Regions from separate parts of the Mus musculus genome. Here region 2 is linked to region 1. Evidence: chromatin loops called from intact Hi-C (ENCODE). Cell type or tissue: heart. All regions are shown on one strand. Each heading gives the region's core, and the rest is flanking DNA. Links, peaks and the distances in the headings are about the cores only.

The links. Hi-C counts contacts between places; a loop is a spot of excess contacts. Peaks named below come from ENCODE experiments on the same cell type or tissue, not always from the same donor. Only the 100,000 strongest peaks of a DNase experiment are listed, where the experiment ranks them.
Region 2: a loop joins it to region 1, with 2.5 times the contacts of the local background. A loop is called at or near these places in 7 of 42 quality-filtered maps.

What each region holds. Positions count from the first base shown.
Region 1 is chr2:60,120,646-60,128,917 of GRCm38, forward strand. It overlaps Baz2b (bromodomain adjacent to zinc finger domain, 2B), which reads right to left and starts at 5,095. Exons shown (of 36, transcript NM_001001182.3): 1 at 4,818-5,095. In heart, for the core only: no CTCF peak of the experiment used is centred there; DNase peaks (open chromatin) are centred at 4,116, 4,666 and 4,796; H3K4me3 peaks cover 4,877 bases; H3K27ac peaks cover 4,760 bases.
Region 2 is chr2:59,964,484-59,971,104 of GRCm38, forward strand. It overlaps Baz2b (bromodomain adjacent to zinc finger domain, 2B), which reads right to left. Exons shown (of 36, transcript NM_001001182.3): 7 at 4,735-4,935; 8 at 4,144-4,539. Among named protein-coding and RNA genes, the nearest start is that of Gm13572, 69 kb to the right of the region's middle. In heart, for the core only: no CTCF peak of the experiment used is centred there; a DNase peak (open chromatin) is centred at 4,338; H3K27ac peaks cover 419 bases.

The DNA of each region.
Region 1 (8,272 bases), core at 1,389-6,388:
AAAATCCTACTCCCAACCCCCCCCCCCCACACACACACACACATAATTAGAAATAATACAAACGAATCTTCTTTTACAATGAGATCCATACGGTTTAATTCAGCAGCATGATTTGCATTTTAAGGAACTTTATGGCTACAATACAAAGACTAGGGTGTTGTACTGCCTCAAGATAACCTCTAACTTTAGTGACAGTAATGCATGACTTCCCTAAAAGACTTATGATCATAAACTTATGATTTCAGACCCCAGAATCACTCAGAGGTGTGTCATACAAGTTGAAAATTTGCTCATATTATACAGGAAGTCATTTTCTGTTGTTTTATTTGAGACAAAGTTTCTCTCTGTATCCCTTGCTATCCTGGAACTCACTCTGTAGTTCATGCTGGCCTCAAACTCAGAGATCCAGAGTGTTGGCATTAAAAGAGTGCCCTGCCACTTTATAGGGAGTCTTTTTTTTTCTTTTTTCTTTTCTACAGGAAGTCTTTTTAATAGGACTTATTTCAGCAAATTATGCCTTCCAATAATCAATTTTACATTTTATGTATATATGTTTTAAAGTATGTTATACTCTTTGAAGAGTTCTTAAATTTTATTCTACTTTAAGATCTAAAACTTTGAGAAAAATTAATAAATATTGGTATTAAAAAGGGTCTCAAAAATAATAAAACACACTGCATTCTGGCACCACCATCAGTTGTTCTCTTTCCCTCCAGTTTTCTTACAAAGCACCTCTGTCTTGTGAGACTAGTAGCCTTTATTCTTACCCTTTGCTCCTTCTTATTTCTCCTCCAACCCACAAAACAGAAAAAGTACAAAGCTCAGGAAAATGATACAGCTGGAATACTAAGTCCCAGTAGAGCTGAAGCCACAGGTAGAAGTGGCACAAGCCTGGGATGCCACCCCAGGGAAGACCCTGGACAGGTCAGCAAGAAACTGCAGTCAGACCCTTCCTCTCAAAACAAACACAACGGATGCAATGAAGGCCCTCGCTACAACAAACGCATGGCTTTAGTTTAAGAAAATCACTAAACAGCTACTAGGAGGAAAATTTGGAACAGGGTCTTATGAATTTTTAGTCTTATGAATTTTGGCCTCGTTAGAAAATTACAAGCAGAATGGTCTACTTTCCAACAATTATTCCCTCTCTGATCACTTCCCACAGTAAACGTTTAAAGAAACATTAAGCCAAATGAGCCAGTATTTATTAAATAAACCACGATATTTTAAGACTTTATTACTCAAAATATTTAATTTTCTGTAATTAAAAAAACCTCCTAAAATACTTACTAGACAATTTGATTAATCCCTCAGGAAATTAAGTATATTAAACAATCACTGAACCCTGATTACATAATTTCTTACAGGGGTCAATTCCACTTTATGACTTTGCTTGCACTGTGCCATGTTTCTTTTTTCTTTTTTCTTTTTTTGGTAGTTTTCTAAGAAAGACTAGTTCAGTCACTCTGAAACTACAATTTCAAAGCCCTTTCTTGTATGAAATCTTTACACCTATGCGTTATCAAGGTCTAATGTGCTACCTTCCACCTACTCAAGGAGATAAGACAGAAACCTTGAACTTCTGAGCAAAGGTGGTATCCCACATCTTGTATAGTAACACAAAAGTAGCAACAAAGACATTAACAATTGCAGTTCAAGCTGGGAGTGACTGTTCTGTTTCAATTCAATGACACCACTAATGGCTTCTTAGCAGCTCCATGAAATCAACCAGCTGTCAAGTTGATGCATCAGAAGGAGCAGCTATGCACTCCCATAAGAACAAGCAACACATCAGGATGTTTGGCAAAACATCTGCTCCTTTACTGCAACTCTATAATAAACATGCAAACAAAGAAATGAGAGAGAGGGCAACACGTTCAGAATTCCTGGCTTTCCCTTACAGCTTGTGTGCATTTTAAATGAGTGGCTTAGATACACGAAAAGCAAATTTCAGCTAAGTCCAATACTTTTTAAGATAGTCTATTCTTTTGAAAAAGCTAAATACACTCTGATTCTTCCAGAGAGACCAGAATCACACAAAATATTTACATTTATAAATAAATAGTAAACCACATTCATCAAGTCAAATCATAGTGTTATGTACAAAACTCAAATATGAAAACTAAAATATATTCTTTTACCTCACACACTATTTAGTAAATGAGGCTGGCAGTATTGTAATCCATGCATTTGCCAAGACTGAGCAGCTAAGACCCCATTTTCACTAGCATAAAGAGTGAATGTGCAAGCTTACCCTAGTCAGTGTATTAGTTTAACCAACAACATTTCAGATAGCATTATCTAGATTTTACAATACGTGCCTAGTTCTATTTTTCTGAAAACCATTACATGAACATACTAAGTTCTGATAAATAACTTCCTATTTTAAAAGCACACAACCTGATTTCCTAAAAAAATAAAACTCTTTGTCACGGTTGCTTAAATATACATTTAGCATTTGCTGCAAATATTTGTAAAATCTTCCTTTTCTACTGAGACACACAAATGCCGTAGTGTCATCTAAATTATTGATTGTGCAGCAGTGTTTACAATAGGTGTGAGACAGCAACGGACTTAACTACCATTTTCTTAACCTGCTTATCCTCTGTTGCTTCCATTTATAATCTGCCAAATCTTCTAGTCCTTTGTTGCATGTATAATTTAGAGCCATCTGTTCTATGTGCTTTTAACTATTTAAACATTTTTCACCTACCTACAGTTCACTAAACAGCAGACACTCAATTCAGTTAAGATTTCTATGTAGCATTTTACACAGAGCATATTTCTGAGTAAATAGCAGAAAGCAGCATAGAATATTCCACAGACAGTTCAAACATACCACTTACAATGGAAGTTTTCGAATATTAGACAATCTCCTTAATGTAGTTAGAATTTTTCTATTAGCTTCTTTTTGTAAGTTCATTGTAGTCAATGTTTTTTTCCCCAACCCAGAAGACAAAGGGAATGCAAATTAAATACAGGCAGTTTCAGGTCCCTGTTAGAAGAGATGTAAATATGCTGACTGAAAATGACTACTGGAGACAAAGTTACGCTTTTCCATTCAATTTACTGTGCCTATTTATATACTCCTCAGTGAGTGTAGCATTAAGTAGGGTCATGTGACCAGCTCAACTTTTTTTTTTTTTTGGTAAGGTGAAAAACTATTTTCGACAAACAAATTTAAATTGTAGTTTTTATCATTATTTTTATGATGGTTAATAAAGTTTACATCAAAAGACTGTAAATTATCTATTAAAGCTAATTCTGCCTTTTATATGCTAAACTACATTTTTTGCCAACCCTTTGACTTTAATATTCACTACTAAGATGTAAAAGTATCAAGAATCTGATATTCTGATATTCTGTATAATTCTTTTAAAATGTAAATAGCACGAAAGAGGAGAACACAATTGTAAAAGGGGAGGTAGACACCCCAAGTGATGGATATATAAATAGTAACTATTCTCAATTTGTTAGATCTGTGGAACCTCCCAAGAAAAGAACTATATTGTTACAAATACACTTAAAAAATTTTTTTAAAACCCTCGTGCACAAAACTAGGTGGATACTAAGTGACACAGTAAAAAGTTTCGATCATTTTTTAAAAAAATAATCTTCCACTTGTTACCAAACATGGTTTTGCGATCCGTTCTGAATGCAAAATACAAAAATAAAGTGCACAACTTATCACTAGCCTCTAAGTTACACGATTCCGAAAAACGAGAAAATTTTGAGGAAAACAAAAAACCACTTTGGGGAAATTTTCTTGATAAAAGTTTACATGACGTCACATGGCCCCCTGAACCGTTCCTAACTTTGAGCCTTATCCAGGCACACTTTTTTTCATTTCTATGGCTCCTTTCCCTTCCTTAAAAATTAAAAGAGACAGACAGACTTGGGAATAAAAATTGCCCAAGATGGCGAAACGCTTGTTGTTTAGAGGGCAGGGGGAAAAATGGAGGATATTGTAATATACACAAAGGGATAAATTTCAACAACTCGGCCACGGACTGCAGCTGCTTCTCGCTTCACAAGGAAACAACACACAAAAGATAAACACGGAGGAGAGGGGAAGAGGAGCCAGCCCCCACCCCGCGGGGCCGGCTCCGAGTCCCGGCACACTTCCTAGCCTTTCCCGATCCCAATTCTGGGGTTCGCGGAACTACTTTAGGGGAGGGGAGCGGGGCGTCGCGGGGGAGGGAGGACGCGGAGCCCGAGGACCCGGAGCCCAGCCCGCCAGGCCGCCGCGGCCCCAGGACGCCCGGAGCCCTCCCGGAGCCGAGCCGCCCGGTACCCGCCGCCCGGGGCCGCGGCCCCACCCCCACCCGGCTCCGGAGCCCCAGCGGCCTGGCGCGGTTCGGCGGGAGCGAGGCTGCGGGCCCCGGGCGGAGGCGGGGGCGGCCAGGGCCCGGCGCCTCGGGAGCTGCCCCGCGGGGCGCCGCAGCGGGCCGGGCTGGAGGACGCCGCGAGGCCGGCGGCGAGGGCGGCGGGCACAATGGAGGGACGAGGCCCGCCCGGCCGCTCGCTCGCCCGCCCGCCCGCGCCCGCACTCCCAGCAAAGTTTCCGTTCCGCGGAGCCCGCACCCCCCACACACACACCCCGCCCGGTACCAGGGCCCCGCGCCCCGCGCCCTCCGCCCGGGACTCTAGTCGGGACCCCAGAGCCACCGCTGCGTCGCAGCCGCACAACAAAGAGCCACACCGGGCGGCGCGGGTAAACAGCGGCGGGCGCCTCGGGAGGGCTCCAGCCCGCAGCCGCCGCTCTCCGCCCGGAACCCACCTCGCCCGCACCCCCGCACCCCGGCTCTCAAACTCACCTTCACTTTCGAACTGAGTTGCGGGGGAAGGGATTTTCGCCCTTCCCGGGTGCGGGTTAAGCTTTTCGGAATCCCCACCGCCTCCTTATTTCTCTTCTAATTCCTGCCAGAAAGTCTAGGGAGTTGGAGTGGAGGTGAGATCCGTGATCGCGAAAGCCCTGGCTCCCTCCGTCCCCGTCTTCCGCCGCTCGCTCTCTGATTAGTTCCTATCCAGCAGCAGATTGAAGCAGGAGATGATTCTTCTCAAGGTTTGTTCAGCAGCTTCACTTCTAGGCGAAGGCTTCATGAACCAAGTGACGTCAACCAACAAGGCTTCTCTCTCTCTCCTCTCTCTAACAATGAAAGTTGCTGTTAACAAGGGAAAAAAGAGCGAGAGAATTGTTTATACCATTTCAGTTCCAATAATAAATGACCTATCAGCTCTAAAAGGAGCCAAGGGAGGGGGCTGCTTCTTCATTCCAAGAATACTGTATCTTTGAGTTTGCACCGCTCCTCGTCCCAAGAAAAAGTTAAGAAACTTACATGTTTTGTTTTGCTTTTCGGGGGGCGGGGAGGGGGGGACAGAACTGAATACTTAATTTAAAAAAAAAAAAACTTAAACGGACTGTTAGGGAACACAGATAAGCCATCTCCACCAACTTTTATGTTTGTAAACTAGGAATTGTGTTGGAGTCTACACGCTAAATTAATATGCCAAGAATTTGTGCATGCTAGGGCTTTAAAAAGCAGGGCGCAAGGCGATCTCAAGGTAAACTACTAATGCTTTTCCATGGACGAATTTAAATGCTTGTGATGTTCATGGTGTGAATCAATAATATTCAAATGAATAAACACTAAGTTCTTTTACAGTTATTTGTATAATCTGTAAGCCGTAATCTCATTTTTTTTTCTAGTTTCGGTTAAGAAAAAAAAAAAAGCTAGTTAAACTGTAAGAACTAAACACTTTAAAAGACTAATAGCCCATTACCAACTAAACGTGCTGTGCTCCATCAGAGCCCCAGAATGTCAGCTGGCTGTCTCAATTTTTAACCTTCCACTCCCCAATTCCCTTCAACCAATCAAGTTAAACTAAAGGCAAAGAACACCCCGTTCCCTCCAACAGTGTACCCGCAGTCTCCTAAAAACGAGTTAAAAAAAAAAAAAAAACCCCTTAACCTAGGTACACGTTATTACCCACGAAGACAAAAAGGTCATTTAAAATATATATATATTAAGGTGTTTATTAAGAACACAATAAACTCTTGAAGTTTGTGTAATTACAAATTAGATAATTTAGTTTTCAGAATGAAGACCAAGTAAAAATGTAGTTCTCAGAGAATGATTTGCCCATGTATTATTTTATGCGTGCATATGTGGCTAGATGTATCCTAAAAGATGCTATTGTTTTATGTTTCCTCCTCAGCCACTGGCTGTGATTTTAATTGTGCTGGAGGATCTTCATTAGTATTAACACATGGGGAGATTTCACAAAGCTGCTTCATTAGGAAGGAAAAAAAAGCTGGCAGACTAGGTCTTTTTGCATGCTCTGAGAATGTCAGCCTTACCTCGGTCATTTGTAACATAATAAGTGCAAGTACAATGATTGCGAGGCAGGAGCGTGGGGGAAGGGCGGCGATGCTGCTGTCTAATAGGGGCATCTGAAAAGACGGCTGCTCATTACATAGTAATGTATGCTAAAAATTAGTGAAGATGATGTCTCGGGAGACTGATGCTAAATAAATTAATGTGCTGATATGTTTTTAATTATTATTTTTGTAGTAGTTTATTTCAATCTTAGGATTCACATTGAGCAGCAGAGCTGTGCGAGCACTTATTGATTTTTTTTCCCTGCCACATTCCCGGAATACAGATTTTAATCATTTCACTACACCACACTCAGTAATTTCATTAAAACCTGGAATCTTCCATCCCCAGAAAAGCATTTAATTTCAATGACATACAATTTCTCTTTTAGCAGCAGACTGTCTCTCTAGTAAAGCTGGCCTAAGGTTCAAATGCATGATTTAATCCTGAGTTTGCCAGGCTTTGCGCTCCTTACAAACTATAATTTCAGTAACTACCTAATAACTGTAATAAAGACAATAATTCTCCTACAATATATTATTAACTCATATTTAATTAACTCAGAGGCCAAGCTCTGCACATGTATGACCAGGTCACCAATTCCACCATCTCAGAATTGACTAATAATATCCAGATAAACACAGATTAAAATGTAAATATGAAGGGTAGCATGTAGCCTAGGATCCTAAGTCACATCGGAAAACTCTCACATTATTCTATAATGGCGGTCATTATTCAGATGGAACTTAGCAATAGCTCTGTATATAAAGTTGAATGTTGATATTTCAATATTTGTTACTGACACTCTACCTAGATAATATCAGTTTAGGAGACTAAGGAAAGGGGGATGCTTTCAAGTTGTCTTGATTTCCAGAGTTCTCTTTCGATGCAATTCTCCTTAAACAAAGATGACTAATACACCATAACTTCTACAACTCAGAATGTTATTCTGCTTAAATATGTCACGCAAATACCCTCCAAATATGTATTTTTACAATCTTTTAAAGTAAAATTTGATCTAAAGACACTAAGTTGGTTTCCAAACAATGGGTTTCATAAGGATATGTGACTTACATTGCTTGGCTTTTAGTGTGTGTGGGAGAGGTATGGGGAAGAAGTATAGTAACTAAATTATGGGAACAGCAGAAAGAAAACTATGTGTGTATACATAATAATCAACTAGTTACTATAAAAAAGTATCATTCCTGTGAATGATTATAGAACCAGAGTTCAAAATGTTTTCAAAGTGTGTACATGAAATTTACATTGAAGCCACCACCAACAAAAAGTTGTCTTTCTCCTTTCTGTGACCTACAACACAGTGAGCTGCAAACTGAGCCTGGGTCTTTTGAAAAGGTTTGAACACAAGAAGTGGCTATAGGAAAGAGTTTTATATTATGTCTTTTCAGAACATTTGAAAACTTATAATCAAGAGTTTCTTATATAATCAGGAAATCCTTTGGTGGCAGTCTCAAACTGCCACAAAACATAAAATTTGATGTAAATCATATTTGATATCTAAAATTCTAAACCAATTTCTATATTTTCCTATCAATAATAAAAACTTCATTTTTATATTAAAATATAGCTTTGGCTCCTTTCATGTCATTTGGTCATTGAAAGTGCACACACACACACACACACACTTTGTTTGAGACAAAGTCTCTCAACATGGCTGTGGCTGTCCTAGAACTCACCTTGTAGACCAAGCTAGCCTGGGACTCAGAGATCCACCTGCCTCTGCCTTCCGAGCGCTAGGATTGCAGGCGTGCGCCACCACCCTGGACAATTTAGCCTATCTTTTAAACTGACATTTTAAAGTAATGATACACTAGGAACCTTAGGCTCTATCACGCCAGCACTGGCACGTTCGGACAAAGCTGGGCTCTGCT
Region 2 (6,621 bases), core at 1,622-6,621, 160 kb before region 1:
AACCACCTGCCTCTATCTCCTGAGTACTGGGATTAAAGGTGTGTGCCACCATGGCCTAGCTTGTTTTGTTACTTTCTAAAATAAGAGGCTGGAAAGATAACCCAGTGGTTAAGAGCATTTATTGCTCTTTCAGAAAGCAACAGGTCATTTCCTAGAACCTATATGATGGCTTTTAACCAACCATAACTCCAGTTCGAGGGGATCCGACACCCCCCACCCTGCTTCTAATGCCCTTGGGTATCAAGTACACACACTGTCCATTCTAGCTCAATACAGCCAAAGCAGGCACACAGAGGAAAAATTACATTACTCAAATAATTCTTTGTAAGCAAATGATATTACATTCATACAAAAAACAACCCCCAGGAAAATGTTAATTAGTTAATCATTCAATATGTCCCTTTGGTGTATATACTATGATTCTCAGATAAAATACCTTTTTAAGTCTGTGATACAATTTTCTGACAGAAAACTCCAATGTGTTGTATCTCTTAGAATATAGCTGGCATATAATATCCCTTTTACTAACATGATTTCTTCTAATATTGGGCCACATGATTAAATGAAAGATAATCATATACTGCCCATTCCTATTTTGATTTTCAGCAATTGCTCCTTGCTCTAATTCTAAGGACTCTCACATCATAGGTTTATACCCACGGGTTAACAGGAATAAACAAAGATTATTGCATTTATCCCAAGGCTACTGTCAGTTAACCTTAAGAGTATACATGATGTTAGGAAAGGGTCTAAAAATAGTGTGTACAATCACTGTTTTAGAGCATCAACTACCCGATAGCAAAGGGGAGAGACCGGCTGGGGTGTCATCCCCCACCCAATGCCTCCCCTTCACTGTCCCTTGCCCTAGTTTCAGCAAATGCAAAGTATCCTGCAGATCAGGCCTGACTTACACAGGTCTATCAAGTTCTACTCCATGGCTATGTACATTGAATTTATACTTATTCATTTACATTACATGTTCACAATGTAAGCACTGAAGGAATCAATGATAGAAAATAAATCGGAAGTTCATAGATTAAGGATAAGGCCAAAGAATTAATAACAGATAGCATGGAACAAAAGAGACTGTCATAAAAAGTAAGCAAAACTCAGTATATTATAAAGTATTCTATAAAGAAAATTATATCAAGAAAAATATGGACAAAATGCTCTGTTAACAGTAAATGAGGTATGTGGATAACATCATTTAGAGCTGAGTCTAATACAGATCTAATCACGTGGCTGGAGAGACTATTAAGAAACGTTCAGTGGTTAAGAACACTTGCTGTTCTTGCAGAAAATGCAGATTTTGTTCACAGCATCCACACGTAGCTTACAACCATATGTAACTCCAGTTCCAGGGGATTAGATGCCTATGCAAGCACCAGACTTGGACACACACACACACACATGTGCACAGCACACACAAATACACACAAGAAATTCATACATAAAGGAAAAAAAGTGTCTGCTTGCTAAACTACTCGCAATGAATTATTATCATCTTAGTAACTTAGGTATACACTTCTGGAATGGTCTTCATACAGTAAAAACACGATTTTTTAATTAGAATGCTTGTTTTAAACCCCTTTAACTATGAACTTTCATTTGTTACAGCAATAGCAAGTGACTTTAACCTGAGTCTTACAGAGTTTCTTTACATGGTTTAGTACAGACACAGGACTGTATGTATAATGATCCTAGCTTTAGTTCATTAAGAGAATACGTAACCTATTTAAATTATTTATTATTTATTTAATGTATATGAATACACTGTAGCTGTCTTCAGACACACCAGAAGAGGGCATCGGGTTCCATTACAGATGGTTGTGAGCCACCATGTGGTTGCTGAGAATTGAACTCAGGACCTCTGGAAGAGCAGTCAGTGCTAACTGCTGAGCAATCTCTGCAGCTCTGTAACCTATTTAATAAATGGCTCTCCAGTAACCATATAACTACTCAGTTACTTTTTATATTTGGCATGCATGTGCATGTACACATTTGTGCACTGCTGCATTGCACAGGCCAGAGATGGACACGGAGAGAGTTGCTCTAGTGTTTTATGCTTGATTCCTTTGAGACAGGATCTCTTGTTGAATGTGGAGCGAGGCTAGCAGCTGGCAAGCTCAAACAATTCTCCCGTCTCCACTTCCCACAGTGGCAGGGCTCCGGGCACACATGGACATGGTCTAGCATCTTATGTAGGTGCCAAGAATGCAAACTCAGCTGTCTCGCCTGCCCAGCAAGTGTCTGTCTGTTTCCACAGAGCATCTCCCCAGCAGGGAATTATTTTATAGAATTATTTATAAGCAACATTTAGGAGACCAAAAGCAAGTACTTATTCGGAGCAGAAGTAACTCATAAGATAGCTCTGTGAATTCATTTATCTGAAAGTGGAATAATTCACTAAGGAAAGTCTAAAACCAGACAGTGTCACTCTTAGCTTACTTAGCTTGCTGCTAGGAAGGAAACCACCTGGTGTTGATTAATCCTTGCTGGGTTTGAGGAGTATAAGTTATATCCAGATCACTGCTCATTGTTAGACTGGTGCCTACTGCATCTGGCTACACATCTCAGTTATCAAGGAAGCTTTAACAAGCCACACACTGTAGCTCTACTACAACAGAGTCTGGCTTAATTTCTTTCACAAAATAATTTTCTTAAACTTTCTCAGATGATCTAATGCAAAACCTGGCTTTCAGACCCTCATAATTTATTCAGATCATCTGTTTCTTTGATCTAGTTCATAACACCATCAGAAGAATTGAGAGTAAAGAACACAGGAAAAATTTTATTTTCTCCTCTTCTCTTTCTTTCTTGAAAAGAAAATACAGCTTGTTGTATTGTTAAAGATGGGGGCGGTAGGGCTGGTAGGGTGGCTGAGCAGATAAACCGGCTGCCACTAAGCCCAAGAACCTGACTTTGATTCCCAGGACCTACACAGTAGAAGGAGAGAACTGGTTCCCACCCACACGGTTTAGGGCTCATGCACATATGTGCACATGGACACATACTCACACACAATCAACAAAAATGTAAACAAAGAAAGGAGAAAGAAATAAGGATTCTAGTACCATATAGCCGTCATCTGGATTCTAACTACATCACAAATGTGATCCTGTGACAGTTGCTATAAAGAACTGAATTATTAAATTGAGTTATACAAGATTAATTCTATAAATCTCGAGTTTATCACTTGTAAATGGAGCTAATAGCATTTAACACTAATATATGATATTAACTAATGAGTAAACGCAGTCTGGCACTTAAAAATCAATAGCTGGGGCTACAGAGATGGCTCAGTGGCTAAGGCGGCTTGCTCTGCAAACATGAGGACCTGAGTTCAAATCACCAGAAGCCACTTAAAAGGTTGGCTACTATAAACTCCAAAGGTCAGTTCTGGTAGGGCAGAGAAAAGGAGCTGGCATCTTTGGGCTAGCCACTGCCACGCTAGTTCTAGGTCCTATCTCAGATGAATGACGTGGCGCTTGAGAGAGCAGCATATCTGACATCCCTCTCTGGCCTCTATACTCAGGTGTAGACAGAATCACCTGCACACCAAACACACCAACCACAGACAAGGAAAATTAAAACCTACAATCCACACAAATGTAGGAATACATACCATTCTAATGGTAAAAAGGGTTTTTTATATTTATATCTTTAAAATATACTTATATTTATTCACATTTAACAATTTAATGTATTGTCTATAATAATATATAATATTTATTAAATGTATTTATATTTTAAATATATATTTAACGATCTATAAATTCTAAGAGTAAAAGAAAGTTATGTAAGAGTTAATCCTTTTCACATAGAATATAGTGCAAAATAAAGAGGCATTAATTTTAAACAAAATAGCTATATGCCTTCCTCAACTATAGTATACTCTTACTGACAATACAGGAATGCATGGGGGTAGAGGTGGGATGACAGGTAGTGTTTCAGAAGCACAGGAAACAGGCATGTGTGTGAGTATAAGCCCTCTACCACTGAGTTACACCCACAGCAGAAAGCCGTTTTCTCCTCTCCTCAACCCCACTGCCATGCTCAGCGTTCGAGCATGCGCTCCGCTCATCGGTACACCCGAGCCCCACTTGTCTTCTAGCAGTAAAATTCTTGTGATATTGAGCTTACCCGTTTGGATCGCAATTCACTGGTCAAAGAACTAGACTCTTCAGAGGTATTTTTATTCCCTGCTTTAAGTACATCAGGAGAAGGAACTACGAGTTTCCTGTAAGTTTCCTTTTTGGCTTGATTTACCAAAGACAAAGGTTTCACATTGGACACCAGTCCCGTCGACTGTATTACACTGGTGTGTTTGGTCACAGACTCCTCCTTTGCCTGAGAGCTTTGGAAAATAAACGGAAGCTGCTGTGAGAGAACCTGAGGCTGCTTCTGCTGGGACTGGAATGGTGGGTGCGTCTGGGACTCAGACACAGGAGGTAATGGCTGGTGTGTTCTTCTTTCCTGGGCTTTTTCAGTTGCTTTCTGTCCATCTGTTTTTGGGTCTGAAATACCATGTAATAGCACCTGGAAAAAAATTTAAATACTTGAGAAAGTTCTGCTAATCACTGATGACAGAGATGTGACACAAAGTTCCCTACAACATAACCAAAGACCCTAAAAGGTAGTGTTCTGTACGAAAGGACCGAAGGTGAAGAATGGCACCGAGTGGAGAGGAGGTGACTGCACTTGTCCTGAGCTCTGCATGCGAGCGAAACATACCTGGTTGTTACTTTTGTGTTGTGCTTCAGTCTCTGAGTCAGAATCGTCATCTTCACTCTCCTCCACGCTTTGATCTTCTTCCTCTTCCTCTTCCAGATCGTCTGAGTCACTGCTGCTAATGCCTTCACTCGAGGTGTCTGACGATGTGCCTGAGTCACTATCACTGTTGCTAGAACTTTCCATAGCCTTCTTCCTTGGTTTCTAGAGAAAGAGTCATTATTTGTCAAGATTATTCTTTAAAAATAAATTCAGGCTTCAGTAGAAGGCATGCTCTTTTAGTTTTCAAATGATAACTTCAATATTAAAATATCATTAACAAAAGAGAGAGCATATGGCATCAGGGTTATTATTAGCCAACTTATCTGACAGAACACCATCAGTGTAAGTCTTGACATGGCTAGTCACTGAACCTATTTGCCCTATTAATCTGTTAGAAAAAAACTCATTTAAAAAAAATGTTATGAGGTGGGGAGTTTTATAACCCGAGAAAAATCCCCTACACTTTTCTATTTAAAAATATATCAAATAATTCTATTATGTTACTTAATGTACATATTGTATTCTTATATATAAGGCATAAAATATGGCTTTAACAGTAGACACTGTCACATGTAGAACAGTTAAAATATAAATATACAAATATTGTACATATATAGAGTTACCTACATCACAGCCACGCTTCAAATAGTGCAACATTCAAAACTGCAGTTTACAAAATAATGACACAGATTTGATGTGGAGTAAGCAGACAGACCTTGACCTAAGACGGGCCAAACCACCTTTCCAGGTACCTACTATCACTGTGTGACCCAGTGAATCTTTGCGTACATGACATCCAATGTCAGTCTAATGTCAGGGAAGAAGGGGAAGAGATTCTTAGTATAAAAGCCAACAATGACATCCAGTTCTGAGTGACAGCCAGAAAACAAGACAGACAGCAAAAGATGTATGGCATAGCAGTGAGGAGTGGAGTCCTGTATAAAAATGTTTCCTATCAACCCAGTGCTCAAGAGTCTCCACCAGTCTCAGACTATCCGAGTGTACATAGTGAGTCCAGGACACTGAGAGCGTCATAGGGAAACTTGTCTTAGGGGGAGAATTCACATAGGGAGAAAAAAAAAACATTTCTAAAATATTCAAGGCTTTATTGGAAAAAAAAAGTATTGAACGCTGACAGAAAAGGATAATATAGTTCATATGAAAAAGAAGTCTTATGTTTAAGAAATAGCCAGAAGGGGTGGCTGCCTGTAGACCCTGCAGGGGTGGAAACAGTGTCAGCAGCGTCTTCCTTGTTCACTGACATGTACAAGACCTGCTGAAGTGTGAGCCAGCAAAGGCTCCAGAAATGACAGGGAAGGCACTCCGGAAGTTTCAGGGCTACTGAGAAGCTAGTGGCGACCGATGGCCACAGGGAGAAGCAAAACCACGGTTCTTAAGATGTGGGCAGTGAAGGGTTACTCACGCTCCAACGGGTGACCATATGCTCATGTATGCACAGGCAACACAACATGGACTTGTGGATAATGAGGAGGAGGGGAGCGAGGGGAAGAGGAGGGGACAGAGCACGTATGGGGAGGAGTACACACAAGTACACAGCAGCAAGCACATGGGGTTGGGAGGGGAATGTGGGAGAAACTGGAGCAGGAAGGAACGGAGAAGACAGACTGCAGCCAAACCCATTCTAGGAATGTATGGATATTAAATGTCAAATAAAAAGGAATGAGTACTGTATAAAAACATAACTGTGAGGTGAACTATAACAAACACAGCATGAGATGAACTATAAAAAGTTATGTCACACTCATACAAGCTGACTGATAGGAAGACAGCGAGGAAGGGATGCTGAAAGGATACTGTGGCACCATGACGTACAATTTGTAGCCAGTC